2 separate regions of the Homo sapiens genome follow, and region 1 is linked to region 2. A link is a loop called in an ENCODE intact Hi-C map of the cell type or tissue named here. Cell type or tissue: Panc1. All regions are shown on one strand. Each heading gives the region's core, and the rest is flanking DNA. Links, peaks and the distances in the headings are about the cores only.

What was found. A loop is a pair of places that touch in the nucleus more often than their neighbours do. Peaks named below come from ENCODE experiments on the same cell type or tissue, not always from the same donor. Only the 100,000 strongest peaks of a DNase experiment are listed, where the experiment ranks them.
Region 1: a loop joins it to region 2, with 4 times the contacts of the local background. A loop is called at or near these places in 4 of 110 quality-filtered maps.

What each region holds. Positions count from the first base shown.
Region 1 is chr7:35,064,560-35,081,138 of GRCh38, forward strand. The region is part of intron 1 of LOC105375228 (a long non-coding RNA gene); the gene reads left to right. It also overlaps the pseudogene DPY19L2P1. Among named protein-coding and RNA genes, the nearest start is that of DPY19L1, 35 kb to the left of the region's middle. In Panc1, for the core only: CTCF peaks have their summits at 9,012 (motif pointing right) and 9,215; a DNase peak (open chromatin) is centred at 9,072; H3K4me3 peaks cover 184 bases.
Region 2 is chr7:35,177,054-35,193,632 of GRCh38, forward strand. It overlaps the pseudogene DPY19L2P1. Among named protein-coding and RNA genes, the nearest start is that of TBX20, 69 kb to the right of the region's middle. In Panc1, for the core only: CTCF peaks have their summits at 8,835 and 9,041; no DNase peak of the experiment used is centred there; H3K4me3 peaks cover 2,740 bases; H3K27ac peaks cover 1,981 bases.

The DNA of each region.
Region 1 (16,579 bases), core at 5,703-13,702, 110 kb before region 2:
TGACTACTGGTCACATTTTCCTGGTTCTTTGTATGTTAAGTAGTTTCGGATTGTATTTTAGACAATCTGATATTATGTTGTGAGACTCTGAGTCCTGTTAAAATCCTCTAGAGAATATTGATTCTCCATAATGACCACCCTGTTATGCAGTTCCACACAACTGGAGAGACAAAGAGAACAAAAACAAAAATTTTCCCCCATCCACTTGGGATGTTAGGGAACTCTTTTGAAGATCCTCTGACAAGAGAGACAGTGGTTTGTTTGTTTGCTTTCTCAGTGTTTCAGGTGTTCATGCCACAACTGCTGCAGAGAAGCTCTAGACTGTGGCCACTCCTCGCTTAGAGATAGGAGGAAAAAAGAGGGGAAAAACAGAAAGAAAAAAAGCCTTGGAATATATTCTACACTTTTCAGCTTACAGAGGTCTCTGTATCTGTTTGGTTCAACAAAGGAGATTTCTCTGAGTTTTGATGTCTGCTCCTACTGCTCAGTTCCATAATTAGGGCCATTTTCATTTCAAAGCAGTGAGATACAAAAGCAAAAATAACTCAGGATTCTCATCCTAATACTGGTTTTTCTTCAAATTTTGACTTTCAAACTATCTTCTGGTGTTTACTTTTCAGAGTCCTTAAATAGTTTCTTTCTGTATTCATTTTTAGCTGTAATCTGTGAGAGAGACAGGCTATAGAGGGCTGACTTTATCTTGGCCGGCAATGGCGGTCTCAGTAATATTTAACATCTAATAATTATTGAATTCCATGTACAACTCGCATCTCCTATCCTACCCTCTTTAGGAGGGCTTTTAAGAATGCTGGATAGTGGGAATTTTAGAGACATTGTGGGATGACTTCTGTTTTCACTGGGAGAGGTGGAAACAGCTTTGTTAGGTAAGCGTTTTCTGGCATCTACTTGGGACTCATTTGCATATTGGTAGCTTCAACCTCACACAAATCATGTTGATCCGGTATCCCATTTTTATGTTCACACTCTGGAAACATGTACTACTACTGCCACCTATATCTACAATACTTAGTGTAATTGCTGGTTTATATGTCTGTCTCCTCCTTGAGGTTCCTTAAGGACAGAGAATGTTCTCTGCCTTCTGAGCTCCTAGCACAAATTCTGGCACATAGAAGGAACATAATAATTTTTTTAAAATTTGTGACCTTGCTTTAAAATTGAATTTCATACTCTTGGAATGAGGGATAACATTTTTCTTGTCTTAAACAAGTATGATAAAAATACCCAACACATCTCTGAGAACCATCTTGTAATTGCAGCCATCTCATGCCTGAGAAAGGTAAACACTACACACAGGAGTATCATGGAGTGGCCACACTGTGTCTTCTCTGCTTCAGAGATAGGTAAATCAAGGCATGGGAAAGTCAGGTGTCTTTGTATTCAAACTCAGATTATTAAGCACCTCAAAGAAACTGAAATGGAGAATCTGTGTCAACTCTTTCTTAGAATGGCAGTTCTGATCTCAATTTCCTTCAACTGCGTAATAGAATACACAACTCAGTATCTATTTACACATCACTGCTTTTTCTTTTTGCATTAAGACATCATTTTAGAATAGGTTTTCTGACTTTCTCTGTGTCTCTGACTGCATTAACTACCAAAAGCGTGGCTGAGCCACACTTCACTGACATCATCGTGCTCCCAGCTCAAATCATTTTCATCCTATTGTGAAGCAAAAGCCTTAAAAATGCTCTTTAGTTTTTTTATTTTTTTTATTTTTAAAGGGCATTTACATCCAGCCATTTTATGAGTGCAGTCAAGGCAATTTCATGTTATCTTCCAAGACTTTTACACACTTGGAGAGCCTGGCAAAATGCATTCGAGATGTTTGAGCAAGAGGTCCCATCAGTCATTCACCTGCATGTTTTAAATTGAGTGCCTGCCCTGTCCGGCTGAACGCTCCATTCATCGAATTGCCTGGAACAGCTCCATGGCCCTCAGGAGCCTCATGCACATCTCACACTGTTGCAAAATTGCCTTCAGACAGGATTCTGATTTCCGTCAGAGAATTTTAAATTCCAGCTAATGGAATGCTTTGAAGGCATGTGCCACAGACTTCTGCCCAGTGCAAGTCCTGTGTGTGAGCAAATCTAGCAGGGACTCCAGAGCCTGGACAGCAGAAAGCTGCACTTCCTCAAGAGGATGCAGGATCCTCTCACTTTCCCAGTTATCCTACAGCTGACTAGTCAGCTGAGGGATTCACCTGGCGTCTGTATCTCCCCACTAGCTTCTTACTGTGGGAAGAGAAAGAATAGGATCCTGCTGGGAGCCAGGAGTCCCTGGGTTTAATTAATGGCCTTTTGGCTTTCTTCCCTTCCCCTCTCCACTGTGTGCACTGGTGGACACTGGTCCCCATCCCTGAGGTTCAGTCCTGCCCTGGATTCCAGGTCTACACCAAGCCCGAGAAGGTTCTGGATGAGAAGAGCTGAGTAATTTGCTTGGTCAACAATTTTTGAAACAATGCTTGAGATAACCTTTGGAATCTGGGTTCTTCAACTACACGGTTTCTGTCTTACTTTTCTCTTGCAGGAGGGTCAGTGCTTTCATTCCCAGCCAGCTATTCCTTGTTCTTCATGTCCTCTACCACCTAGTCCCAAATATACAATGAGAACTCCTGGATCTCTTAGTTTCTAGGTGTCTAGTTCTACTTCCCTTTAAATTAATGACTTCCATCCAGGACACAGTGGTTTTGTTTGATTGTATTAATGGATTAGACAGGCCCAAATCTAATGGCAAGCTTTGCCCCTGTCTAGTTGGAGGGCCTTAAGAAAGGCACTTGACATCTCTGAGACCCAATTTTCTCATCTGCAAAACAGTTTTACTAAGATGTCCTGAAGATTAAATTATATAATATATAAAGAGTCTAGGAAAGAGTAAGCCTGTAAATGATGGCTATTATTATTATTTTTACTAGTGTTTGACTATCCATTTCCTCCATGACTGTTGCCTGGGTTTCCAGTGCTCTTCAGACTTATTTTTCTTTGATCACACATCAGTGAGTCCATGGCTAAATGAGTCTATCTTTGGCTCAACTCTCACATTCAGATATATTCTATGCTTTCACCTGAACTTGGGGATCCTCCATGGATTACTGGTCCTACCTCAATTATTTTTCCTGCTTGTTCTCTGCCTTATTTGTCCTTCTACTTCCTGAGCCCCTAATTTATTCATGTGAAAAAGCAAAATTGCACAATGTAAATTCTATGAGAACAGCTTCACTCTAAGGTAAATTATAATGTCTTGTCTTATTCAGGAAATGACTGGATGTTGATGTTCATGTATATCATCTACTAAAATGATAGAATGAATGCTTTAGACACTCTAGAAATAGTTTGTTCTATTTTTCTCTACTTGACTGATGATCTCTTGGGATCAGAACAGATATTCACAATATTAAAACTATAGTAAATGGTTTTGTGGTTGTAACCAATGACAAATAATTTTTTCTTTTTGAATCTGACATCCTCCACATCTACTCTCTGGGATGGAAATGTCTTTAGTGATACTGCCAAAAGAAGCATCAGAGAGAGATTAGATAGAGATGACCTTTCCATGAATTTTAAGAGGAAGACTCTGATATGGTTTGACTTTGTGTCCCCACTGAAATCTCATCTTGAATTGTAATCCTCAGGTGCCAAGGGAAGAACCTGGTGGGAGGTGATTGGATCTTGGGGGTGGTTTCCCCCATCCTATTCTCATGATAGTTGTCACAAGAGCTGATGGTTTTAAAGTGTGGTACTTCCTGACGCTTGCTCTCGCTCACTCGCTTTCTGTCTCTCTCTCTCTCTTGCAGTCTCTCTCTCTCTCTCTGTTGCCTGCCGCAGGTAAGATGTGCCTTGCTTCCCCTTCACCTTCTACCATGATTGTAAGTTTCCTGAGGCCTCCCCAGCCATGCAGAACTATGAGTCAATTAAACCTCCTTTCTTTATAAATACTCAGTCTCTGGTGGTATTCTTCATAGCAGTGTGAAAACGGACTAAAACAGAGAATTGGTACCAAGGTAGTGTGGTACTGCTATAAAGATAACTTGAGAACGTGGAAGCAACTTTGGAACTGGATAACAGGCAGAAGTTGGAACAGTTTGGAAGGCTCAGATGAAGACAAGAGGATGAATGAAAGTTTGGAACTTCCTACAGACTTGTTGAATTGTTTTGACCAAAATGCTAATAGTGATATATGATATAGACAATGAAGTCCGGGCTGAGATGGTCTCAGATGGAAATGAGGAACCTATTGGGAGCTGGAGTAAAGGTCACTCTTACTATGCTTTAGCAAAGAGCCTGGCAGCATTTTGCACCTGCTCCGGAGATCTATGGAACTTTGAACTTAAGAGAGATGATTTAGGGTGTCTGGCAGAAGAAATTTCTAAGCAGCAAAGCATTCAAGAGGTAATCTGGTTGATTCTGAAAGCGTTCAGTTACATGCGCTCACAAAGAGATGGTTTGAAATTGGAACTTACATTTAAAAGGGAAGCAGAGCATAAAGATTTGGAAAATGTACAGCCTGACTATGTGGTAGAAATTTTTCTGGGAAGAAATTCAAGCCAGCTGCAGAAATTTGCATAAGTAACAAGGAGCCAAATGTTAATCACCAAGACAATGGGATAAATGTCTCCAGGGCATTTCAGAGATCTTCAAAGTAGCCCATCCCATCACAGGCCCAAAAGCCTAAGAGGGAAAATGTCCTCAGGGCCCTGGGCCCTGCTGCTCTGTGCAGCCTTGGGACATGGCGTCCTGCATCCCAGCCACTCCAGCTCCAGCTGTGGCTAAGAGGGGCCAAGGTACAGCTCAGGGCATTGCTTCAGAGAATGCAAGCCCCAAAACCTTGGCAGCTTCCACATGATGTTGGGCCTGTGAGTATTCAGAAGACAAGAGTTGAGCTTTCAGAACCTCCATCTGGATTTCAGAGGATGTGTGGAAAAGCAGGCAGAAGTCTGCTAGAGGGGTGGAGCCCTTATAGAGAACCTCTGTTAGGCAGTGCAGAAGGGAAATGTGGGGTTGGAGCGCCCATACAGAGTCTCCACTGAGGTACTGCCTTGTGGAGCTGTGAGAAAAGGGCTACTATCCTCCAGACCCCAGAAAGGTAGATCCACCAACAGCTTGCACCTTGCACCTGAAAAAGCCACAGGCATTCAATGCCATCCCATGAAAGCAGCTGGAGGGGCTGTACCCTGCTAAGCCACAGGGGTGGAGCTGCCCAAGGCCATGGGAACCCACCCCTTGCATTAGCGTGCCCTGGGTGAGACATGGAGTCAAAGGAGATCATTTTGGAGCTTTAAGATTTAATGACTGCCCGGCTGGGTTTTAGATTTTCATGTGGCCTGTGGGCCCTTTATTTTGGCCAATTTCTCCCATTTGGATGGGAATACTTACCCAATGGCTGTACCGCTACTGTATCTTTTTTTTTCTTTTTGAGATGGAGTCTCCCTCTGTCACCCAGGCTGGAGTGCACTGGTGTGATCTCGGTTCACTGCAACCTCTAACTCCCACATTCAAGCAGTTCTCCTGCCTCAGCCTCCTAAGTAGCTGGGACTATAAGCGCCGGCCACCACACCCAGCTAATTTTTGTATCTTTAGTAGAGATGGGGTTTCACCATGTTGGGTAGGCTGGTCTTGAACTCCTGACCTCAGGTGATCCACCTGCCTCGGCCTCCCAAAGTGCTGGGATCACAGGTGTGAGCCACTGCACCTGGCCCCCTATTGTATCTTGGAAGTAACTAACTTGCTTTTGATTTTACAGACTCATAGGTAGAAGGAACTTGCCTTGTCTTAGATGAGACTCTGGACTTGGACTTTCAGGTTAATACTGGAATGAGTTAAGACTTTAAGACTCTTGGGAGGGAATGGTTGGTTTTGAAACTTGAAAGGGACATGAAATTTTGGAGGGGCCAGGGGTGAAATAATATGGTTTGTCTCTGTGTCCCCACCAAAATCTCATTTCAAATTGTAATCCTCAGATGTCAAGGGAGGAACCTGGTGGGAAGTGATTGGATCATGGAGGTGGTTTCCCCCATGCTGTTCTCATGATAGTGAGTGAGTTCTCATGAGAGCTGATGGTTTTAAAGTGTGGCACTTCCTGGTTCGTTCTCTCTCTCTCTCTCTCTCTCTCTCTCTGTCTCACCTGCTGCTGTGTAAGATGTGCCTTGTCTTCCACCATGATTGTGAATTTCCTGAGGGCCCCCCAGCCATGCAGAACTGTGAGTCAATTAAACCTCCTTTCTTTATAAATTACCCAGTCTCTGTTGGCATTCTTTATATCAGTGTGAAAGCAGACTAATACAGACTCCTTCCCTGGACACTAGAACCATGATGGCATTAGGGATGGAGTTATTAATGCATAATAGCAGAAAGCTCTTTACCTCAACATTATAAAGATAATAAAGGTATAGTTAACAATGATTGTACACACATTGTAGATTCCATTACAGTATTAAATTGAGCAATAGTGTTTGCAGCAAACTATGGGCATTATTCTTTAATTTCCCCTCCCATTAAATTATTCTTTAATTTCCCCTCCCATTAAAGGAGAGGGTGGTCTCTTTTCAGGTAAGGATTGCTCATCTTTTTCTTCTGCATGCCTCATGCCATGCATGCCCCATGCAGGTGTAAGCTAGATGGCATTCTGTATGTCAGGACCATTTTTCATTACTGCAAAATACTCAAACTAAGTTTTAAAGAAAAGAATTTCTATCCTATGCATTGCTATAAGGCTTTTTATTCCAACATATGGTATTAAATACGAGTTATGTGCTCAACTGTGAATTTATATGAAAAGGAGATTAGGACACAACAGGCATAGAGGAAAGATCATGTGAAGACACAGGGAGAAAACACTTATCTGCAAATCAAGAGGAAAGATCCCAGAAGATACTAACCCTCCTGATAGATACCTTGATCTCCGACACCTGTCTGTGGTACTTGATGATGGCACCCTAGCAAACTAACATAATTGTGATGAAACACAGAGGCCCAAGAGTGGCCTTTGTGTTTCATTTCAGTGCTCTATGTTCTGGCCAATTGTCTGTCATCTTCCTTTGTGCGTGAATGAGTCCCCTGTGGGCAAAAGCAGAGGCCACCCGTGGAGACATACCTAGATGGGTGGCAGGCAGACAACCACTATCTGTCATCTACCCAACCACCACTTATGTCCTTTTCCCTCCACATCCCTCTTCTTTCAAAATCCCTCCCCTCCTACTCACCTTCTTCAGGTAGCAGGAGTGGGAGGTAGGAAAAAGCAATAGACTTATTAATGTTAAAGATCCAAGCTGCAAACCTTTGCTTCTGATTAGCTTTTTGGTTTCAGACTCTTTCTCTAGGCAAAATTTTCTCAAAATTATCTGCTACAGGAATTCAGAGAAACATTTAAAACTCTAAAAGTAGACCGATACCACCACCTTCCCCATCCTCCACCCAGCCAGCCTGTGACAGTAGGTAAAATCTGTATACCCAACACCAATTCCCTTGATGGTATTTGGATCCATTTCCAATTGAGAAGCAGTCATCTATCCTTTTTCATTAGCTTCGCCTTCACTGGTGAGAAGTTAGTGGGAAGTAAAGACTCTGGAGGCCTGGAGTTGTTGGGTTTTAAAATTTTATGCCTGGAGGGTAAGTCCACTCTAGTAAATGTGAAGTTATTTTTAAACTTAAAGCCATGGAATACCACTACATTATAGTAACCAGCTATTTTGCAGTATAACCTACATTCATTCATGTATTGTTTGTATGAATGTTCTGTTTCCAGCATAATGGCTTTTAAAAATTAAAGATATAAATTAGCTATTATTAGAGAAACAGCACAATAGTAAAACTCCCATAAATTGGCATAAGAAAATATTAATAATAGACTCTAGAGGGGACAGTCTCTAAAGAATAAACAAACCATTGAGTAGAGAACAGAAATCCCACCCAACCAGTAAGTGCTCTATGCTGATCTTCAAACAATGGGTTCCTGGGTCTTAGCAATAACAACAAAAACAACTCACCACTAACCCAGTGCTTACTGAATCTCATATGCTTTACATGTATTACTTTATTTTTTTTTCCAAATGTCACTTTTGAAGAAGATACCTTTAATATTTCCACTTTACAGATGATGAAATTTTAAAGTGTTATATAAATTGCCCAGCTAGTAAATGGTAGAGCAGGGATTCAAACCCAGCCTTAATATATATACTATTATTTTGATCCCCAGAGCACTCAATATAGTGTTGGGTACTTTTAAAAGAACTAAGAAAATGTTGAGCCATATGGGGGATGATTCAGCCATATTGTAGGGACAGAAAACAGTAAAAGTGACCCAAATACCCTATCTTTAAAATTTTTCTATGTTTTAACCATTTATTTTCCACATTATTCTTTTGTGCAATGTTTGCTGAGCATCTGCTATGTTCCAGGTACGGTGTCGGGTGGAAAACAGGAATAAATAATATACAAACCCTTTTATTAAGTAATTCAGAGTTCAATGAAAGACTTCAAAGGAAAACAGATCATTTTTAAATGATCGAACTATGTGACAGGTGGAGTGGCATTAGCAGAGCACAGAGGGGATGGTCAGGACTGGCTGCTGGCAGGAGGGGACATCTGAGCAGGTGAGAGGCAGGGGTGTGGGAGGAAGACATGTAAGACCTTAACAGGCAAGGGTACAGTGTGAGCACTGGCAGGAAAAAGAGTTGCTGGAAATTTCCAGCAATTCATTGTTGCTGAAGCAGAACGTGTGATGCCGGGCGGGTCCCTGATCGTGGAGTGGAGGAGGGATGCAAAGCATGGAGACCCTTTTAAGGCACCAGAGGAGGGAGAGAGATTGAACAAATAGGAGAGGTGGGTGGGTGAGGGAGAGAAGAGCCACTGAGATCATCACAACTCAAACAAAACTAAAATGTAGTGCATGTCCTTGAGTTCTCTTGCTTTCTCCCATTTTCCATGAAAACGTGCAAACTAGCACCTTAACACTTTTTGTAATTTCATGACAAATGCTATCATATTTCATAGCCAGCAGATGGCACTAAGTATACATAAAATGAACATTTTGCACACTCACTTTTTTTTTTTCTCTTGAGACAGTCTCACTCTGTTGCCCACGCTGCAGTGCAGTGGCGCAATCGTGTTTCTCTGCATCCTGGGCTCCAGCGATCCTCCTGCCTCAGCTTCCCGAGTAGCTGGGACCACAAGCGCCTACCTCCTACTTATTTTAAAAGAGTTCAATCCAGGCTCTACTGTTCCCAAGGGACTTTTCTCCATACTAGGAACTCTAAAATCTGACAATGGTTTGGATCTGTGAGATAGAAAAGGCATCTTATAGGTACAGGGTCCTGTCTTCTGCCAGGGTCTACTGTGCTGCAGTCTCAGAGGGATATCATCAGGGGATCCCAGTAAGGTTGTAAAATGAATAATGATCTTGGTGGCACCACACCATCTCTGTGTAGTGAGGAAAACTTATGTAAAACTGGAACGGGTGAAGGGGTGAAACTAGGAAGGTGTCATAGCTGTTAGAGGATGGGGAGCAGGACTGGGTGGGTAAAGCCTTCAGCTGTGAGGCCCGTTGACATCTATGAAAGAGGAAGAAAGCGGGAGAGCCTCCAGCTGCAAAGGACGGCTGACCAGGGCTTGGCTTGCTCAGTGAGCAGCTTCAGAGCAAAGATTGCCTGATGAAGCAGTTCAGCATTGGGCTGAAACAGCCAGGCCCTACAGTACCCTTCTCATCTGGTTTGGCTCTGTCCCCACCCAAAATCTCATCTTGAATTGTAATCCCCATAATACCCACATGTCAAGGGAGAGGCCAGGTGGATGTAATTGAATCATGGGGGTGTTTTCTCCCATGCTGTTCTCGTGGTAGTGAGTTCTCACGAGAGCTGATGATTTTGTAAGTGTTTGGTAGTTTCTCCTGCGCTCATTTCTCCCTCCTGCCACCTTGTGAAGAAGGTGGCTTGCTTCCCCTTCACCTTCTGCCATGATTGTAAGTTTCCTCAGGCCTCCCCAGCCATGCTGAACTGTGAGTCAATTAAACCTCTTACCTTTATAAATTACCCAGTTTTGGGTATTTCCTTATAGCAATGTGAGAACAGACTAGTATATCTTCCTTGCTCAGTCATTGGCTGGGGGTTACCCAGGAAGAATGTGACCCAGAGTGAATGCCATGCACATGCTGATGGCGCTACAGTTGAAGGCTGTCAGTTACCTCTGCTCCCTGCAGCTGGACAGCAGGTTCTCAGAGGAGTACCCTAAAGGTGGTGTACTTTTGTGGCTGCCACACCATCCTTGTTAAAGAAATAACTCTCATGTATGATCTCCATTGTATTTCTTAGGTCTGTATGAAGCTGTGTAAACAGTCTTGCTCTTTTCAATAGCTGAGGTGCTTTTTAAATAAAATTCATAGGTTCTTGGATATGATTCAATCCAGTATAGTCTGTGAACTGGCTTTGCAGCTTCATCTGAATAATCTCAATATTTACATATGAGTTATATGTATCTCTTGGAAGAAAATTTTAAAAGTAAAAGCCATTATCTATATGGGCTCAAAGGATATGAAAGAATTTTAATCTCAGAAAAGCACAATAAGGAAGTCAATATCTATTTTAATCTCAGGCAAGCATACTAAAGAAGTCAGTAGCTGCAAAAGCTCCTCAAAAAATTATTCTAAGTCAAATATAAATAATCTTATTTGCTCTTTTGGATTATGAATACATCATAGCTTTTTTATTAACATCCAATTCAAAGTTGGCCTATTGTCTGGTGGTATTAAAGTGGATCACATGTGTAGCCCTTAATAATGCACATTGACATGGAACACTTGGCTTGATCCTCGTAATTCTATGAGGTAGGTATTATCACCTATGTACAGATGAAGAAACACATCCTGAGAGATGTGAATTTTAATGCAATTTCTATGAATGACATCTTTTTTTCAAAATCCTATGAAACACAATCTGGTAATTTTTAAGACACCGTACCACTCTTTCCTTACACCATATACAAAAATCAACTCAAGATGGATGAAAGATTTGAATGTAAAACTTAAAACTATCAAAACCCTAGAAGAAAACAAGAAAGGCCATGGACATATGCCTTGGCAAAGACTTCATGATGAAGATGCCAAGAGCAATTGCGGCAAAAACGAAAATTGACAAATGGGATCTAATAAAACTAAAGAGCTTCTGCACAGTAAAAGAAACTATCAACAGAGTAAACATACAACCTACAGAATGGAGGAAAACACCTGCAAGCTATGCATCTGACAAAGGTCTAATATCCAGCACCTATAAGGAACTTAAATCAACAAGCAAAAACAAACAACCTCATTAAAAATGGGCAAAAAGTGTGAACAGACACTTCTCAAAAGAAGACGTGCATGTAGGCAACAAGCATATGAAAAAATGTTCACCATCACTAATCATTAGAGAAATGCAAATCAAGACCACAGTAAGATACCATCTCACACCAGTCAGAATAGCTATGATGAAAAAGTAAAAAAAAAAAAAAAAAAAAAAAAAGATGCTGGTGAAGTTGTGGAGAAGAGAACACTTATACACTGCTGGTGGAAATGTAAACCAGTTTGGCCACTGTGGAAAGCAGTTTGGAGATTTTTCAAAGAATTCAAAATAGAGCTATCATTCAACCCAGCAATCCCATTACTGGATATATACCCAAAGGAATATAAATTGTTCTACCATAAAAACACATATACATGTATGTTCATTGCAGCATTATTCACAATAGCAAAGACATGGAATCAACCTAAATGCTCATCAATGGCAGAATGGATAAAGAAAATGTGGTACATATATACCATGGAATACTGTACAGCCATATAAAAAAATGAGATCACATCCTCTGCAGCAACATGGATGGAGCTGGAGGCCAGTATCCTAAGTGAACTAACACAGAACAGAAAACCAAATACTGTATGTGCTCCCTATAAGTAGGAGCTAAACACTGAGCCCACATGGACAAAAAGAAGGGAATAATAGGCACCAGGGCCTACTTGAGGGTGGAGGGTTGGAGGAGAGCGAGGACTGAGAAAATACCTATCAGGTACGATGCTTATTACCTGGGTGACAAAATAATCTGTACACCAAACCCCATGACATGCAATTTACCTATATAACAAACCTGCAAATGTACTCCTGCACCTAAAATAGAAGTTGGAAGGAAAAAAATACATTGCACAAATGGAAACAATAAAATCTACAATTTGAACATTTATTTGAATAGCTGGACGTGTCATCAGAACAACTCTTGATGCTTATTTAGGCTCCCAGAGTTACCTAAAGAGAACATGAGGTTTAAGAACCACTGATGAGGAATCAAAGCCCTACTTTGAAGAGTATAAATATATATTAAGCATTATATACATATATACACACACATTTTAAAGAATTATAAAATGAACACTTGTATACTTAACACCAAGGAATTGAATATTAACATTGAAGCACCCAGGGCTTCTCCTGTATTGCATTCTTTCCTAGAAGTGATCACCAGCCTATGTTTTGAATTAATTATGCCTATGCTTTCGCTGTTTTGCCACACTATATCTTCTATAATATTGTCTTGTTTGCTTTTAGGCCCTATGTAAATGGCATATATATTGACATGCACACACATCCCCTTTGATGACTTAGTTTTTTAACAGTCTATTTGACATTGGTTCCCACTGATGCTTGTCACTGTAGATCACATTCATTCCTTTACAATATTACGTTGTATGGAAATATCCATTTTATCCATTCTGTTGGTGGGCCTTTGAGTTGTTTTCAGCTTTTTTTCCTCAGGTACAAATAATGCTTCCATGAAGATTCTTGTAATTGGTTTCCTTGGTATATTTGTAACAACATTTCTTTAGGGTGACACTATAAATTGCAGAGACTACATACTTTAAAACTTATTAGGAATTAACAACTTATTTTCTAAGGTGGCTGTACCAATTTACACTCCTACTATAATTTCATGAGAGTTCTTGTGGCACCCTGTCCTCACCAATTCTTATCTGAATGTAAATATTACCATGTGGTTTTAATCTGTATTTCCCTATTTTCTTCTAAGACTTTAAACATTTTACTTTCATTTAAGTCCTTGACCCATTTAAATTTGACTTTTGTGCATGAAGTTATATATATATACCTGTCCTTTTGAAAATGTCCTTATATTTCTCTTATTAAGAATTTTCAAAGATTTTTCTTTCCCCTTATCTCAATCCCCATCCTTTATGAACAGACTCGATGAATTAAAGAATATGAACCCATACAGAGCTTCAGAGACATACACTTTCTAAAGAATATGGTGAGTTTTTCTGGACATAGAACAAATACAAATGAGAATAATAACAAATACTATTTTGGGCCTCACAAATTAGCAAAATATATTCTTAATAAGGCTAATTAATCCCAGTGAGAGTGTTGTAAAATGAGCATTGTTATACACACTAACTTTTGGTGGTGCATACAATCCAAAAGGTGCACACATACCTTTGCAAAGGTAATTTGAGGCTAACTGCATTGAAGGCTTTAAGGGTGTCCACAGTTTTTTTAAGGAAATTTAACTTTATGAAATCTTTCCTATGGAAATAACTTTAAAATCATAAAGTATGCACTAAGATGTTCATTGCAGTGTCTGTATGTATATCTTAACCACTTTTGAGCTATTGCCATTTTTGCTGCTATGTGTATGTATATATATAATTGTCCCCTTCTTTAAAATGTCCTGTTTTTTTCAAAACTAATTTTTCTGTGAGTTTGTCCTTCGTGTATAATAGGAACATGTAATGTATAAAAATATAAACATAATTTTATTATTAAAGTACTCAGATTTTTGGTGTCTATCAGCAGCAAAGTGGTAGAACACAGATACTGTTGAAGCTGTGCATTTGCTTCTGACAACCGGATGAAGCAGATGAAGGAATTGTTGCAGCTTGTGTGCACCTCACTTCTAGCCATAGTTGCAGATTAGTGTGCAAACATAGGATCCTAGAAACTATGGAAAAAGCTTCATTGAATTAAGTGAAAATCTCCTCATGTTTCAAAAGAATAAAAAATAAAATTTATACAGGCAAGAATTCAGTAGAACAATTTGTATAAGAACAAGCTGCAGCCCAGTACTCCTATTTGTTGACATCAAATAAAGGGGAGACTATTTGGAATTCTGAAATGAGCTAACCTCACTCTGCAACTTGATATTACTGAAATGGTTATTAGTGAGTTGTAGTGGGTAGTGCAGAAGAAACTAATGTTTGTTGAGTGCCTTTATGTGCCAGGTACTTCAAAACTTTGTTTCACTAATCCTCATAATGACTCCGCCAAGTAGGTATTGTGAGTTCTGCTTTACAGGTGAAGAAAGCTCATGGAGTTAAGTAACATGACCAACCATAGCATGGTGCCTGACATACAGTAAGTGTTTAATGAATATCTTTTGAATACATGGTAGGTACCTAACTAATGGAAGCAGTATTCAAACTTCGATACATCTCATTGCACAGCTCACACTATTTCCATCATAGTATATTGCCTTCTGTGTAAGACTATACAGAATCATTTTTAAATGGCTAAGAAAGAGCACTGCCAGTGTAAACATGGCTAGTAAGCCCAGCAACCTATTTCTCCCTTTATATGAGAACAATTTCAATTTCAAAATGTATGCATTGTGAAGGATGAGAAAAGACAGAAAACAGGATCTTCAAGGGCTTTACAGTTACTTAACACAGCTAGTACATGAAAATAACATAAATATATATGAAAACATCGTATGTGTATGGAACATTTTATTAGTACAGCTCATCCATTTTTTGTTGAGTTCTACTGACTTTTTAAAATTTATTTTACTTTAAGTTCTGGGATACATGTGCAAAACATGCAGGTTTGTTACATAGGTATACATGTGCCATGGTGGTTTGCTGCACCTATCGACCCGTCATTTAGGGTTTAAGTCCTGCATGCATTAGGTATTTGTCCTAATGCTCTCCCTCCCCTTGCCCCCCACCAACAGGCCCTTGTGTGATGTTCCCCTCTCTGTGTCCATGTGTTCTCATTGTTCAACTCCCACTTATGAGTGAGAACATATGGTGTTTGGTTTTCTGATCTTGTGTTAGTTTGCTGAGAACGATGGCTTCCAGCTTCATCCACGTCCCTGCAAAGGACATGAACTCATCCTTTTTTATGGCTGCATAGTATTCCATGGTGTGTATGTGACACATTTTCTTTATCCAGTCTATCATTGATGGGTATTTGGGTTAGTTACAAGTCTTTGCTACTGTAACATCATCTGAAATGTGTTACTTTAATTTTATGTTAGGTGTTACGTCTCTTTTCCTTTTTTGTCCCACACATCACTGAAACAGATTATTTGAAAATGCTAAAATAAGTAAAATGTGCGGCATGCTTTCTTAGATGCTTTGTCTCCTGTACCAAAATAATTTACAAATACAAAAGTTGGAAATAATTTTATTAGTTTTTTAATGCATAAATCCAAACATATATATGTACTGAATATTTTATTAGCTAATACAGTACCATTTTAAAAATTCTACCAACTTAAACTATTTCCTGTAAAAACATCATCCAAAATATACTTTGTTAATTTTTATGAATGTTATTTTTTTAAGTCTCTTTTCTTTGACGCTCTCCTTTTTTATCCTGTGCTTACACCAAAAACAAATTATTTGAAAATGCTAAAATAAAATGTGGCATGTTTTCTTAGCTGTTATGTATTCTGTTATAACATTTTACAACTATTAAAGTTGAAAAATAACTTTATTGGTTTTGCTGCATATAGCTGCCTGTCTGCTATAAGAGAACTAATCTATAAAATTAAGGCATTTTGTTATTTCAAGTGTAGAGGGGCAAGAATGTAAGGGAATTATAAAAACCCCAAGATGACTCATTTAAAGTAGATGCACATTAAAATACTATAGATCTGGCATATTTCATATTTATAAAGCAGACAAAAAGAATGTTTATCTTTGCATTTGGCAAGAGTATCTATCTTCAAGATAACTACCACTTTTCAAAGCACTATTGTTGGGTAGGTTTTATTAGGGGAGAGGACTTAGAAAACATGACTTTCCTCATCCAAAACCAAAAATAAATGAGGGCTTAAAAATATATTATTTAAGAAGATGATAGTGGCCAGAAATAAAGACCATGACCAACAAGCTTTGGGGCCATCAAGATGAAAAGCCGTTTGCTTTATTCAAGATCTAGGATCTGAAAATCTCACTTCATAAATTTAACTGGATTTTCTTTTCTGATTATGTTTAACCCCAAAATTTGGTTGTATACCATAGCAGTTTCTATTTTACCTGGATGTTAAAAGAAAAACCATTGGAATCTAAAGAGAGATGAATAACCTCTTGAGCTTAGATGGAGAACTAACCAGTGGCAAATATGTATCTAGTGGGGTAAATACATCTCAAGAGATTCAAAACGTTACAAAACAAGGTGTTTTTAAAAACACTTCAACTTGAAATTATAAAAAAAAAGTATTAAAAGGTATTAGAGATCTTTCTTAAGGGCTGGTGAAATAAAAACACCTTAAAAGACACACTGTTACAATTTGCTCACAGAGGTAAAGAGGTT
Region 2 (16,579 bases), core at 4,978-12,977:
TGATCGTGGATTGGAAAATTCAATATTGTTAAGATGTCAATTCTTCCCAAATACATGTACAAATCCAACATAATCCCAATCAAAATCACAGCAGGTTTTTTTTGAGAAATTAATAAGCTGACCCTAATATTTAGATAGAAATGCAATTTTAAAAAGGAAAAAGTTGGAGAACTATCTACTTTCAAGATTTATTCTAAAGTTACAGTAATCAAGACAGTGTGGTATTGGCATAATTATAGATCAAGAGAATAACAGAGTCCAGAAACAGATTCACATATAATGTGGTCAACCAATTTTCAACGATTGTACCGAGACAATTAATTCAATGGGGGAAAAGACAGTTACCACAATGGAGCATTTTTTGGCATTCCGAAAATGTTTTGTAACTCAATTGTGGTCATGGATATATAGCTTCATACATTTGTCAAAACTCAGAGAATGGTACACTCAAAATTGGCACATTTTATTACATGTAAGTCATACCTCAAAAAAGCTGATTTGGTGACAAAGATTTATATATGTTGTTGCTAGAAGAACAAATCCAAATGTTTATTAAACATGGAAATATATTTATCCCCATAAATAATAAGGGAGGTACAAATTAAAACAAAAAAGCATATCACAGCCATCATAAGAGTAAAAATCACAGGGTCTGACAACTCAAAATCTAATAAGGATATGAGAAAATTCTAGACAGCAGTGTGAACTGCCACATTTGCTTCAGACAGCAATTTACCAATATCTGGTAAAGCTGAAAAAGCACACACTGTATAACAACAATTCCATTTCTAGGTATATATCCTAGACAAAATATTGCACATATACAGAAGAAAACCATACAAAAATGTACATTTTAGATTACATTGCTTGTAATCAAAAATTTGGAAATAATATATTAAGATGGGGAAATACATAAACTTTACAATTCATAAAACGGTTAAAATTAAAGAAATATATATATACAGAAAGTTCAAAAATGCAATTTTGAAGAAAAAAATCCTACAGTGACACATTCAGTATGAGATCATTTATGTGGACTTAAAAGCATATAATAAAACAATCTCTGAAAACAGAGATTGGATGGATACACACACCAAATTTTAATAAAGGTATAAGTTGGACTAGGAGCAGAACAAAGGTGATTTTAACTGTATTTATAATATTTTAATTATTTTAAAATAGCTGATGCAAAAATGACAAAGATTAGCATTTATTTATTTTAAATGGTTGATCACACATATTTGAATATTATTTTCTAAGTCTGTAGCTTTAAGCATTTCAAAATCTAAAGAATAATAATTTTTAAAAGCTATAAAAATATGAATAAAGGACTAGAAAGCAGTAACTTTTCATTAATATGCTGGATTCTGAGACAACTTTAAACTCAACAGTAGTATTTACTATGGTGTCAAATTTAGCATTTATCTTGAGTTCACAAACTGAGTTCACTAATTTTGTCTCCGTTTTTCAAATTTCTAGCATTTATAGACTACTATAACAACCATACTCTTTTAGGCTAAGTGTTGGAAAATAGTAATAGATTTCTGGCTGTGTGACTAAATAAATCTTACTTTACTAACGTAACTCCAAGATCACTATTCAAGCTCATCACTCTCACTGTCCCTTCACGTGGTCATCGTGCTCACCCATGAGGTGTCCAAAGCCAAAAGCCCATCCCTATTTAGAACTTTTTGGCTCCCATGACTCTCTTTTCCATTTGGCTTGTCTATTACCCTGGCCATTATTTACACACTAAGTTTCATTCTTTGAGTTCATGAGAGAACAGTTTCTGGGGTCTTTAAATTTTAAGAGAGGAACTTATGATACTCTACTCAACTATAAGGATACATACAATTAGTAAACCTGAAACGTCCCCTCCCTTTCTTAACAAGATTGTGCTTACTATTTTTATCTGACAAAGAGGATCACTCTACAAATATTATTTGTCTCAAATTATGACTCACCTCTGGATAAAGATGGAAGCGTTTTACTGTATTAATTACAAGAGGATATTCAGTAAGCCTGTCATTCATAATCATCCACAGTCCTTCCAAAAATGAAGGTGCTTCAATGATGGTCTTGAAGTAGGAATAATAAAGTCCCTTTTTAAAAAAAAAAAAGGCACATATTGTCAATGGAATTAAAACTTTAAAATATTTATTTTTATCACTTCTTTAGAACTTTTTTTCTGAAAAAAAAAGTTAATAATAAGACTTCTTAATCACTCCTCGCTATTTTGCATTCTTGGACTTTAAAGAACACGTATTTTCAGGTGATCACTGTACTATTCTTTCAAATTTTCTATAGGCTTTCAAACTAAAGAGTTGGAGGGATGGTCAAACAATTTAAAGAGTTTCTCTAATAATGTCTTAAAATGTGTAGACAGTATATGTTTGATTTTCCCAAATCTGGTTTTATCCCCCACATTTGAGATGCTTGAAGGTTGATATCTGATTAATTCTATCATAAACAGGGATGCCTTCATGCCTCTGTACAACTTTGCATATAGAAAATTACTTTTTTTCCCATGCTCTTAGGAAATAAAATATAATGACCATAAGCATCACGAGCAAGGAATCCAGTGCTTCTAGCTTAATTCATAGCTCCATCTAATCCTCTGTGCAAAGTGAAAGCTCAATGTCAATTGACTATTGTTGCTCACAAATGCTATGTACTAAAAAGCAGCTTATTTTAGTGTCTTATACTTCAGCATATAAAATAAAGGCTTCATTGGGATAGTAAAAGTGCTGTTGAGTTAAAATTCATGGATTAACAACAGCATGTTGTGTCTTATTTCCCCAACAATTTCTTGCTTTCACTCCTAAAATCTAAAAGCAAAAAAGGGCCACATTGTTTAAAATGCATTCTCCCTAAAAAATGCTATATGCTATAATCATATCTGCCTCATCCAACACGAGTAACTACTAAATTACAGGTCTGTTTTAGCTGATGTCTGAAAGGCCATTACCTCATAGTTGATTGGCAAAATATGAATTCATAAAGAATTTTCCTTTCTGCTTAGGAGGATAACAAAGCAATACAACAATTAAAGGATATCTAATATGCAAAAGACTATATTTAGGGAAATATTAAATATATAAATAAGTTACTAATAACAGCTATTGTTTTGTGTTAAGTATTCTGCTATGTGTTGCCATTCATTATCTCCCTTCATTTTCCCTAAACCCCTCTAAGGTTGGCATTATTTCTATTGAGCAGACGAGATTACTGAGAATCTGAGAGGTGACCTGACTAGCCATCATACAATAAAGCACAGAACTGCTATTAGAATCCAGCGATCTGTCACCAAAGTCCAGACTCTGCCACAGTTACGCTCTTTATTTAATAATATTTTATATTCTGTCTTTGGAAATACCTTTAAAATGTTCAAATGTCATACATATGTTAATGTATCCAATGCTTTGAAACTTTATAGGGGCAATATAGGGATGAAAATTAAAAAGCAGTGACTGAGGGGCCTGGCATAGGCAAAATCATAGAGACAGAAAATAGAGCTGGGTGTGATTAGTGTTTAGTGGGTAGAGTTTCTGTTTGGGATAGCAAAAAGTTCCGGATGTGGACAGTGGTAATAGTTGCAAGACAACATAAATGTACTTAATCTCACTGAATTGTATGCTTAAAGGATAAACATTGAAATTTTTTATTACAAATTTAAATCTAAGTTTTACCATAATTTAAACAAAAAGCAATGGCTAGACTGAGGAGAGCCAGTTTCAATGCTTCACTAGGCGCCCGACCAGCTGTGAGCAGATCTGGAAGATGGACGGTTGTGGTGTCTTCTAAATGTAAAATTGCGCAATTTTGGCATTTGCTATCCCACTTACTCCTCACAATAATTATGTGAGATATGTACGGCAGAAAACTCCATTTTAAAGATTAAGTATTGAAAAACAGAAAATTATTTAAAAATTATATCAAAAGTTATCTCTTAGAAGAGATTATCTTGAAATCAAAAGAGAGCCAAATAATAATCGTCATCATTAAAAGGCCCAGGTAAAACATGGGATCTCCTAACTGTAGCCAAAGAGAAAGCAATTTCTGATAACATCTCATTTCATTCCCCTTTATCACTTCTTCAGTGCTTTCTTTGTCCTCCTTCCTCAGCTATTATAATTCATCTTTATTATCTTAAAAAGAAGTCTGCATTAGGAAAGGGTGAGAGATAATGAAGTAAAAGAAAAATAATCTCAAACACTTTACTATTTAAATAATAAACCTGGGTTATAGCTTATGAAACAGTGCAATTCACCAAAAGTTCATTTCAATTCCTAATACATTTCTACCTCATAGTCTCGCTATTCTTAAACCACAAATTAATTCGTTAGAAGAAGAAATCTAACCATTTTAGTGCGAAAAGTCATCTCCCATTCCAAAGATGAGAGGTGAGAGAAATGACGATCATTTTCAAAAAGTGTTACTAAATGTAACCTAGAAAAAAATTAAGTATCATATTACAATAAGAACAAGTTTCAAAACTAACAGTAAAATAAGCAATAAGAAAGCCATAAAAAAGAAAACAATAAATTATTATAATATTAATTTTATAATTTGCCTACTAACTTGTATGTTTTTAGGCATTTATAATCCAGTATGGCACACACCTGAAACTCCTTAACTCAGTGGTTTTTAAGCTTAATTGTGGCCGGGTGCGTTGGCTCATGCCTGTAATTCCAGCACTTTAGGAGCCCGAGCCCGAGGCGGGCAGATCACTTGAGGTGAGGAGTTCGAGACCAGCCTTGCCAACATGGTGAAACCCCGTCTCTACTAAAAACACAAAAATTAGCCAGCCATGGTAGTGCATGTCTGTAATCCTGGCTGCTAGGGAGGCTGAGGCAGAAGAATTTCTTGAACCCAGGAGGTGGAGGTTGCAGTGAGCAGAGATCATGCCATTGCACTCCAGCCTGGGAGTCAGATAGAGGACTCTATCTCAAAAAAACAAACAAACAAAAAAAACACCTTAATTGTATATCTAAAATTCTTGTGGCTTTTTTCACCCTTCCTTCCATCCCAGGCCTCTAAATCAGAACAGAGGCAGGTTAGTGTTTGTTTTTTAAGTTTCAAGTGATTCTAATGTACCAGCCTTGGGAAATACCTCCGTAACTGTTGAAAAGGGTTCAGAATATAATTTTAAATAAAATTACCTTAGATCAAAGCAGACTTACAATAAGTATAATATCACATAAGGGATCAACTTTCAAGTGCCAAAGAATACAGGTGTGTACTTGAAGACCTTTTAGTAGTGAAACTCAACAGCTGTCGGCAGTGAAGAAAGGAGCATATGTGATAAACAAAATTAGCTGTGGCCAACAATTATGCTATAGCTAACTTATGTAGTCAGTACTTTCCAGTGAAGTTGAAAATAAAGCAAAGTTCCATATATTAACCCTGTTTTCCACTAACCCTTCTTTACATGTAGGCTATATGCCAGGTTACCAAAAACTGCAGGAATATTCCCTACCATTGCAGCCTCAGTTCTAACATCAAAAGCTCCCTGCAGACTAAATGTCTAGAGCAGCACTGTGTCAACAGAACATAGGAGCAGATCTCATACCTTCCAAGGGTAGAAATCACTGAGCACAGGTAAAAAGAAAATATTCCAGAAGGAAGTATTATTTTACAAATTTTTATAAACATTTTTGTAAAATAATGTACACAGACTTGCACACTGAAAGACTCAGAGCCATTTAACCATATAACCACTGCAGAATCTTTATCTTCTTTTTTACCTGATTTCCAATTGGCAGGTGTTACTAAAACTTTATCACCAAAGTTATTTCACTGGCTGAGTGTGGTGGCTCATGCCTGTAATCCCAACACTTTGAGAGGCCGAGGCAGGTGGATCATTTGAGGCCAGGAGTTTGACACCAGCCTGGCCAACATGGTGAAACCTTGTCTCCACCAAAAATACAACAAATTGGCTGGGTGTGGTGGTGCACACCTGTAATCCCAGCTACTTGGAAGGCTGAGGCACGAGGATCACTGGTGCCTGTGAGGCAGAGGTTGCAGTGAGTCAAGATCACGCCACTGCACTCCAGCCTCGGAGACAGAGCAAGACTCTGTCTCAAAAAAAAAAAAAAAAGTTATTTCACTAGCAACATATAATTACCATAAAATAAAGGAAGGTTTTAAATGAACTACACATGCAAAATACACTAGAGAAGCCAGATATTTAAAGAAACGTGTGGTGAATTATTTGGTAAAGCAAAAATATTTTAATTCGTAAGTTACTATTCCCCTAATGCATCTATTTTGTAAATGCTGTTTCACATATGAGGTTTGTAAAAAAGCAAAATACATGTATAAATTGGTGCACATAAAGATGTTCTACAAATATAGCCAGAAGTTATTGTTTTACTGTATGCAAAGAGTGATGGCGATTTTTAATTCAAAAGTTTTTAAATATTTCAAACTGAAACTAAATCTTACCAATGTAGAATTGCCACAAAGATGGCTGGAATAAAAAAAAAAGGAAAGTTATTAATAGCTGCTTTATTATAAAATACCATTAAAACAAGTATTTCAAATGTATTATTTTACATGTCTAGAAAGATAGCACACAAAGCAAGACAGCCAGCTAATCCTGTCTCTATGAGCATAGGAAAAAATCCAGGACACAAAGCAAATTCTGAACAGAGCTTACCTCTCTGCAGCAGGGCTCGACAAGTAAAGGGAGAAACTTGAGAGGGTTTTTTTACTTCAGGTAATTGGTAAGAGTGATGGAATTATGGAAGATTGTGACCTTTTTTGTTTTTTTTTCAGTATTATTTTCTATTCCTTTATAAGAAATTTTTAAAAGAAGTAAGTATATACAGTATGCTTCAGCTAGTTCTAACCAAGAGGAGCCACTCTAGATCAGTTTCTCTACCATTCATCAGAAGATGATTAAACGCAGGAAATCACTTCCTCAGCAGCACATCTAAAAGCCCCAATGTGCAGCTCAACCCTTGATGAATTGCAAGCTCTTTGCAAGAGCCCAGACCTAGAAGCTACTAGATGGCCTAGGAGACTAGTCTGGAGTCACGTGGGCCAACGCCCCATGTATACATAAGACTTCACCTGGGAGCTGGGAGACACTGCTCTGGGTATGGAGCTTTTACAGGAGCTGCAAACGCAGCCTGTGCCCCTGTTTGGTTGGGGAATTGCTTGTTTTCAATTCCCCTGGAGAGAGAAGAGTGGGGAATAGAACAAGTTAAAACACCACAAACTCTGCTGTTCTTATAGAGGTTCAGCAGCTTTTCTTGAATTAATGCCCTTTAGATTGTTGTAAACCTTTGGTTAATTTCCAAAGTTTGAAGAAAATGATTTTGATAATTTTCCAAGTATTTTCATTGTCGTCATGGAGGAGTGCATTTTCTTGGCTATTCCAGAAGTCCTACCTCCCTTCTGAGATTTTATAATAGTATTTCTTATGGTTATCCCAAATATACTTGGCAAGTCATCTTATAAACCACCAATAATAGCCTCTTAAAAATTCAAAAATTACTTCACTTGGCTAACAAAATAAATGCAAATTAATTCAATAATTATTGAAGAAATTAAATTTTTAAAAATTAAAAAATTGCAATGTTGAAATTCTCAACCATGCTTACCCAGATCTTTTCCTATATTACTAACTGTCCTGGGCTTATCTTAAACACTTCCCGGAAGATTTACTTGTTTTATACCAGGATAAGCAAAGTATGGCCCATGGTGTATTTTTGGACTGTCTGCAAGCACGGTTGCTATAATTTTTAAAAGGTTGAAAACTTTAAATGGTTGTAAAGATGCTCATAACTGTTTATTAGGCTTCATTAATTTTAAAATATACAGAGACTATCCTGTTCAACTATATTTGTATCCTATTTCTAATTCTCCTAACAATTATATACACTGAAAAAACTCTTCAGATGATATATAAGGAAAAGGTCAAATATAGTACCAAATTCATCTAGCTTTCCAAAGATGCTCAAAATCTTTCTGTGTCTCTCACTCCCTCCCTTAACCCACATACCACATCTGAAAAAAATGATATGGTGTAACGATGCCAGTATTCTAAATGCTTGAAGGGCTTATCACATGCCCTTTCCAAGCTGTGACAGAAGCATGTCCCCCGGACCCCGGCATCCTATCAATCTCACCTCTGAAGGTGACCCAGCCTCATACTTCACTGAAACAAAGACCATTAGACGCCAGCACTCCCAACTTCTTTTATCTCCACTTTAACATTTCTCCATATAGTAATTCTCGCTTTTCTACTCCCTGCCATCTCAGAAAAGGAAGTCTCTCTCCTCTTTTCCACAGTTAGCTTATCAAATTTGTGCCCTTAACTCTACCCCTCCAAATATTCCAAGACTTGCTCCACTAATTATTTCCTCTCTTGGAATCTTAATCTCATCCTCTTCCCTTGATCCTTGCCCCCAGCCTTTAAAACTCCTAGACCTTAAAACACTCTCTGCGATCTGACAGCCCTTCAAACCAATATACTCCCTATCTCTCTCTCTCCTCTGGTTCAATGACAAGATTTTTGGCCAACTTCTTTCTACTCAGACCTTGCTATTATTTCCTACTAGGCACCCACAAACCCTTGCTTGTTAAACTGATCTCCTTCAAGACTCAAGAAAAGCGCCATGCGGCTCCCTCCTAGGGCTCTCCTGCCCTCTCCTTACCGATGCTGAGAGTGGTTCTGCTGGGGAACCACCGCGCCTGCAGTTCGTGCACCTCTTCCCGGAGCTGCGCCAGGGAATTACGGACGAACTGGAAGGGGTCGAGAAGGGTCTTGGCCACCACCTTTAGCTCCAAGCCTTTTCGCTTTTTCAGATTTGGGATCCTCCCCGGGGAGGACCTCCTGGCGCCCCCTGGCAGTTTCCCGCCGCCTAGGGCCGACTTTTCCACCTCCAGCTCCCGGGCGGGGGAGGCCCCGTACGGCCGCTTAGACGGGCTGGGGCGGGAAGATTGCAGCGGCTTTGGGTTTACTCCTTGTTTCTTCATAATCCCTAGTGGAGCTGGGTCAATTTCAGGCACAGCCCATCCGAGTCAGGCGAGGTCCAGAAAGGCCTGACTCGCCTGGCAGCCTCAACGGACTTGTCCCCGCAGCCGTTGACTAGCCGTTGACGAGCGGACCTCCCGGTCGTCATGGCGACTGTGAAATGTAGGGTGGAGCGCATGCGTTCGAAGCCATTCGCGCGGGCAGTCCCTGCGTGTCCCCCTGCGTGTCCCCCCACGTGCTCCCCAGCGCGCGCAGCACCCCGCCTCTGCGCTTCCCCGAGCGTGCAGCTTCCGGTGAGGGCAGCCCCACGCACAGCCCCCAACACCCTCCCCAGCGCCTGCAGCCTTCGGTGCGCGCAGTCCCCAAGCCCACATGCGCAGTTCTCACCTTGCGCGCAGCCCCACGTACAGCCCCCAACACGCTCCCAGCCCCACTGGCGCAGAACCCATCACCGCTTGCCCTTCACGCGCTTCATTGGGAGTGCAGCTCCCACCCCGAGCGCGCAGCTCCACGCAGCCTCTCCACACTCTCCCCAGCGCTTGCAGCACCCCCCAGTGCGCACAGCTCTGCCAGTAGCTTCCCGGCGCGCCGCCCCTGCACCGCTTCGGGCCATAACCTTGCTGGCGACTAAGTCTGAAGAACTTCCTGTGGTTTCATTCTTTTCTTCAGGTTTAGTCTTAGCTCTGACATTTTAACCAAAAGGTTACACGTTAATTAACGAGGTATTAAAGGGGAAGATCTCAGCTGAAAGAAATGACTGTAGGAAGTGTGTCAGGGAAGCCAACGGAACCGCTGGCCCGCCGGTGGTGCGCCCGGCATTAGGAAAGTCTCTACGATCGCTGAGGTATCGGGCAGTCAGTGCCCGTTGCCAACGCGGAGGGAACGGGCGGAGACTGCGGGCAACACGTGGCAGAGCCGGCGTGAGTCCGGTGGGTCTGATCCCAGAGCCTCAGGTTGACGCCACTTCCTTGGCACGGAACAGCGTTTACTGAATCTTAGAGCAAAATGCTTTTCCAATGAGGTTCCTCAGAAGTCATCGGCCCTAGGAGCGGTGTGCTCAAGCGCTTTCAGCACCAGCCAGGACCAACTAAGAGGGGAGCGCTTACCTCCCAGTCACCGCGCAGCCCTACAAGAGGCCAAAGCGGCTGGCACAGATGCACTGGGGCCACTGACATTTTCCATGTCCTCTGTCACGGGCCACATGCTGGAGCCCACACCGCTTCACTTGCCATCTGTTTGATGATGGATCACATTGAACTCCCATATCCTAACTCACCAGTCTAAAGCATGGCTCATTGTGGCCAGGTTAATTTTTCCTGATGCAACACAGCACAAAAATGTTCGTGGCCCACAAATCAAGTCCTAGGCTTGCTCACCAATGCCTTCAATATTTGCCCAATATACCTTTTCAACTTTAATTTCCCACTTCCTCGGGCACAAAATCTTCCATCTCAGTCATTTCAGGTGAAGTCCACAGCCTGAGACATCATAACTGCTGAATTCCTTTATTCATGTGGAAAAGCCATCCCTTGGCTTTTACATCCTTTTCTCCCTGCCCATCTGAAAGCTGTCACCTTCCAAGCCCCAGCCCATTTCTCCAGCCCATATTAATTATGCTTTTTCTGAAGGTCTAGAGCACTTAACCGACAGTACTATTTATCTTGTCACTCAGTTAAATTCAGTAAGTGCTACTACTGCTCATTTTTTGTTTTGGGAGATTTTTTTCAAGGAGCATTTCTACATTCCTGGCATTGTGTTTGGTGCTCAAAATGTTTTCTCAATTCATGCAATAACTGTATGCAAATTTTAAATCAAGCATCAGGATGTAGTTATTTGCCCAAGTTTTAACAGCTAATAAATTCTATCTGTCCAATACTGCATTTAAAATACAAAGTATTTACTGTGGTTGATGAGAATATATTCTTGAATGGCTAGGCAAACTCAAAATAAAGCACCTTATTTTAAAATATGACTGTTTTAATGTTTTTTGGAACAATAAGTGAAGTGGAGCTATTGTTTTTCTTTTTGGTCAGTTTGTTTTTTCTGGAGTTTCCAATTGCCTTTTGCATCACTTGGTGTCCTGGTGGGATACAAAATGCTCTTACCCATGGTCTAGCCCATGAAAGTACAAATCTGGTCATTTTTATCATTTAAAAAATTAATCTTTTTATAAGAATGTTCATTGTGCTATTATTTATATCGTTAAAAAATAGAAGTGGCCTCAGTATCAAACACTAAGTTATGAAACATTCATATAGTGAAGCATTACAGCCACCAAAGTCATTTTGCATGGATATTTAATGATATAGGAAAATAGTCATGATATAATGTTAAAGGAAAAAAGAAGCAGGATATATTTTATGATTCATATGTTTAGTAAACACACAAAATTAACTGTGTGCCATGTGCTGCTCTAAATCTTTTACACAGGGGACTCATATAGGAAGATTACCAATGTATGACCTTGAGCTGGTAATTTAGCCACTCTAGGATTAATTTCCTCATCTGAAAAATGAAGACAGTTATATTTGTCTTACTGATGGTATGATTGAATGAATTAATGCTTGTAAAGCATCAAAAACACACCACATGCTTAAACAAATGTTCCTTTATTATGTTCTAGACCGGCCATCCTATAGTGCACTCGTGAGTATTTTTAGGTTGGTGCAAAAGTAATTGCTATTTTTGCCAATACTTCCAATTAATATTTTGCTCACTTGGTTTCTTTGTCATCAAGTGATATGTTAGTAATTATTAAACAGTAATACATGTTTTAGGTTCATTAGTTAACTGAGAGATAGTTGCCTAAATCATTATGTATCTACTCCTACTAAGGAGAGGAGTAGATTTGTATATAAGAGGGAAATCATGACACTTAGTTTTATGTGCAGTTGAATAGAATCATGGATGTTTTCATGTTTTTACAGCTTCTGTAACAGTGGTCACTTATTTTGACCTCATTATTTTGAATGGTTATTTGAGTCACATTTTAGCTGTATACTAACCAATGACAATAACTTAAAGCAGTTAGGTTGATAATTTAATCTATGATTAATTGACAATTAAAATAGCACATTATAATTAGATAAGATGCAATATATTCTTGCATTATCTTATCATCTTTGAAACAGAGATGCCTCATGATTTATATATATATATGTTTTTTTATATATGTTTTTATTATACTTTAAGTTCTAGGGTACACGTGCACAACATGCAGGTTTGTTACATATGTATACATGTGCCATGTTGGTGTGCTGCACCCATTAACTCATCATTTACATTAGGTATGTCTCCTAATGCTATCCCTCCCCCTCCCCCCACCCCACGACAGGCCCCAGTGTGTGATGTTCCCCTTCCTGTGTCCAGGTGTTCTCATTGTTCAATTCCCACCTGTGAGTGAGAACATGCGGTGTTTGATTTTTTGTCCTTGTGATAGTTTGCTGAGAATGCTGGTTTCCAGCTTCATCCATGTCCCTACAAAGGACATGAACTCATCATTTTTTATGGCTGCAGAGTATTCCATGGTGTATATGTGCCACATTTTCTTAATCCAGTCTATCATTGTTGGACATTTGGGTTGGTTCCAAGTCTTTGCTATTGTGAATAGTGCCGCAATAAACATATGTGTGTATGTGTCTTTATAGCAGCATGATTTATAATCCTCTGGGTATATACCTAGTAATGGGATGGCTGGGTCAAATGGTATTTCTACTTCTAGATCCCTGAGGAATCGCCACACTGTCTTCCACAATGGTTGAACTAGTTTACAGTCCCACCAACAGTGTAAAAGTGTTCCTATTTCTCCACATCCTCTCCAGCACCTGTTGCTTCCTGACTTTTTAATGATCGCCATTCTAACTGGTGTGAGATGGTATCTCATTGTGGTTTTGATTTGCATTTCTCTAATGGCCAGGGATGATGAGCATTTTTTCATGTGTCTGTTGGCTGCAAATGATTTAGCTTTTTTTTTTTTTTTCTCAAGATAGGGTCTCACTGTCACACAGGCTAAAGTGTGATGGTGCTCACTGAAACCTTGAACTCCTGGGCTCAAGGGATCCTCCTGCCTCAGTCTCCTGAGTAGCAAGGACTACAGGTGCAGGCCACCACACACAGCTAATTTGTTTATTTTTGTAGAGATGGGGTATCACTATGTTGCCCAGGCTGGTCTAAAACTCCTAGCCTCAAACACTCCTGCCGCCTCTGCCTCCCAAAGTATTGAGATTACAGGTATGAGCCACTGCACCTGGCTGCAAATTATCTGTCTTACATAGAAATCTCTAATCCGGTTATGGATATCTAAAACTTGCCTCAGTTTTTCCTTTGTCTTTTAGTAAAACAATTGGGAATTTTAAAAAATGCAATTAAACTATGTAACCAGCAGATGGCAATAATGATCTGTAAATCAAAATTTCAAAACTTAGTTACTTATTAAATTCATTCTTTAAAAAAAATCACTGTTCTTATAATAAATCCATTTACTAAATATGAAATGTAGGAAAATTCCAAATGTAACCCCACATAAAAATTACATTGCATATTTCATATGTCAAAATAATTAACATATTCATCATGGCCAAGATTTAGTTTTCCAAATAATAATGACTTTGTTTTAATTGATTCGAATAATTTATTAGATTTAAAGTTTTAACTTTGCACAAATACATAGATATAATTTAAGTGGATAGTTAAGTTCCATCTCTAGCCTCCAGGCTAGATAGAGGTGGTTTAGCGAAGACCATTTTGAAAACATTACAAACTTTTCCGGTTATAATTTCGTAATTTAAAATATGAATTTCACTTTAATTGAAACTTTCTGCATAAAAGATTGGTTTTTATTTGTGCTGTCTCATAATTTCTTATGCATTAAGATACTTTTCCCCCTTTGTACCGTGCAAGGAGTTGGAATTGGCACCAAAGTATTAGTTTGTACTTTATCAGCATTAGTTATTCCCAAAGATGGTGGCAAAATTCTTAGGATCTCATAGTTATTTTATTTAGTAATTTTATTTATTTTCATTATACCTTTCTAAGACTTTTTCTACAAATTCAAACATGAAATACATCCTTTGTTTAATTTTGTAGCTCCATTTTTGCCTTCAAAAATAGGATAGCCATAGGTATGTTCTTCTTGGAGCTTACTTATTCTCTAGGTAATTTCAAATTGGTCTGCTTATAAATGTTAAAAGATCCTTTCAAATTCTTCTTCAGCAAGTTGCCTCCACTAAAAAAAGTGTCTTTGGACGTGTGTATTTTATAAAACAACTGCTTCAGTCTAAAACCTTTCTTGGATTTACATATCTTGGATTGACTCATTTTTAAATAGCATATTTGCTGCTGTCGAATTACTTTACAGAGCCTCTTTAAATTCATATTGGATGCAGGTCTTCATCAAGGAGAAAGTGGAAAGACACCAACTTGCCGTGAAGCATACAGCAAGCTTAGATGTAAATGCATCTGTAAGTGATACTTTGCATAATGCTGTCTTTTGGACTATGGAAGAAAGGCATCTGTAATAACAAGTTGGAATTTCCAAGAGTTCCAATCTATTTTCTGTGTCCATGAGGGGGCTATCCACTCCCCACTCCTAACCCCCCAAAAAAAACCCCAAAACCAAAAAACTAGAGCTCTGTAAGCCACCCATGCCCCGGTCGTGTAGTGCTCCAGGCCTATGTCAGATACGACATACCTTATAAACAACTCCAGGCCTTTATCAGATAAGACATGCCTATAAAGGCGTGTCTTATTCAAAGGGAGGGAGGTGATCCATAAATTAACTGGGAGATTCTTTCAGCTCCAAGTAGAGAGACTGCACAATTCAATAGTATATGCACATTCATTTGAACCAGATTGGTACTCAGTTATCACTGTTAAATGACTTAACCAACATATACACAACAATACTTATATACATGTACCACATCCCCAAATCTACAAAATCCATTTTTCCCTGGATTTGATGGTAATATACCATGTACAAACTCCATCATATTGAGATTATTTTTATTTACCACCAAAGTAACTAATGTAAGAATTACTACATTCAATATTAATAAGCAAAAGCCTCTACTATGTTAGTCCATTTTCCCCATTTAGTAAAAAAAAAAAGTGCAGCTTGCTGCCAGTGCTCATTTAATTTTACATAAACACTTTGAGGCTGAAGCAAATCTGACTGATTTTCAACATGAAAATAAAATATAAAAACTGTTCTTAGAGTTATTTATAAACAGAATTTGTCTCTAATCCTAATGTAACAGAAATGTAGATGATGATGTTACAGTAGGATTAGAGATGAGTATTTTTGGGGCAAACAGGAAATGATTTAAAGAATGAGTTTCAGAATATTTATGGGCAGATTAAATGCAAAACATAGTAAAAGTGCCAATGATACATAATGAATCTGTGTGCTGTATTTTACATAATATAATATTTTAGGTTGATTTAAGATTGAACTTTGATTATAATATAGAGTTGAAGATATATCACTAGACTAGGCCCAGTATGCTTTGGCCAATTTACTTTGTTTCTCTAGTTCTGATTTCCTCAACTATAAAATACTTTGGATGACATGGCCTAAATAAGGTCTTTTAAACTTACTTGATTCTAGTTGGTATTTGTACAAATATTTAGGTAGATGCACCTGCTAAGTCATACAGTGGCCTGTACTAAGATCTCTTTTTACCACTTTTTTCCTTCCCTCCTCCTCTGCCTCCAGCTATGTGTTCAGACTCCACCCTGAGGGTCTTACTCTGCAATCTATCCCACAGTTTGTCCTCTAGTACCTACACTTGTCATTGCCCACCCAGAGGGCTGAGCTCATCTCTCTCTCATCTCTTCGGCCCAGCCCCAACCTGGCCTCCCCCTTATCCCTGAACTTTATTCCTCTGATTCCTTCTCACCTGCACTGCCCAGTCTCTAAGTAGGGTGGGCCTCCTTGTTCCTATTTTCTAATTACTTCTATCTACTAGTAGCCTAAATGGCAACTAGAGAATAAGGAGGAGAGTGAGACAGCCCTAAATAAATAATAAGTGTTTACATCAAGACCACCAGACTTGTTGGGGGCAGCAGAGCTCTGCTTTCGCATAAGTATGGACCCATCCCCTAAAGATAAATATGAAACTTTAAAATGCTCTCATCTTTGGTACCATCCGTTGAAACCCTTTTTGAGATACTTATTAGTGAGAATTTATAATCCATTAGTAGAAAAACCATCGAGTTTTGCAGCTTTCATATTTCTTAATTAAGGCTGTATGCCTGGGTTCAAAAAAAGCAAGGTAGACTTTTTTTTAAAAAATTAAAATTTGGAAATATTTAAAGGGCTAGTGCAGTGTCTTAGTTATAAGTGTTAACAGAATTTAAATCTTCACTATTCCTAAAAGAAACCCCATACCTACTTGCAGTCATTTCCATTCCTCCCTCCTTCCAGCCTCTGGCATGCACTAATCCATTTTCCATCTCTATGGATATTTCTATGCTGGACATTTCACATGCATGGGATCATATAACATGTAATCCTTTTTGACCAGCTTCTCTTAGCATCCTGTTTTCAAGGTTCATCCATGCTGTAACATTTATCATACTTCATTTTTTATA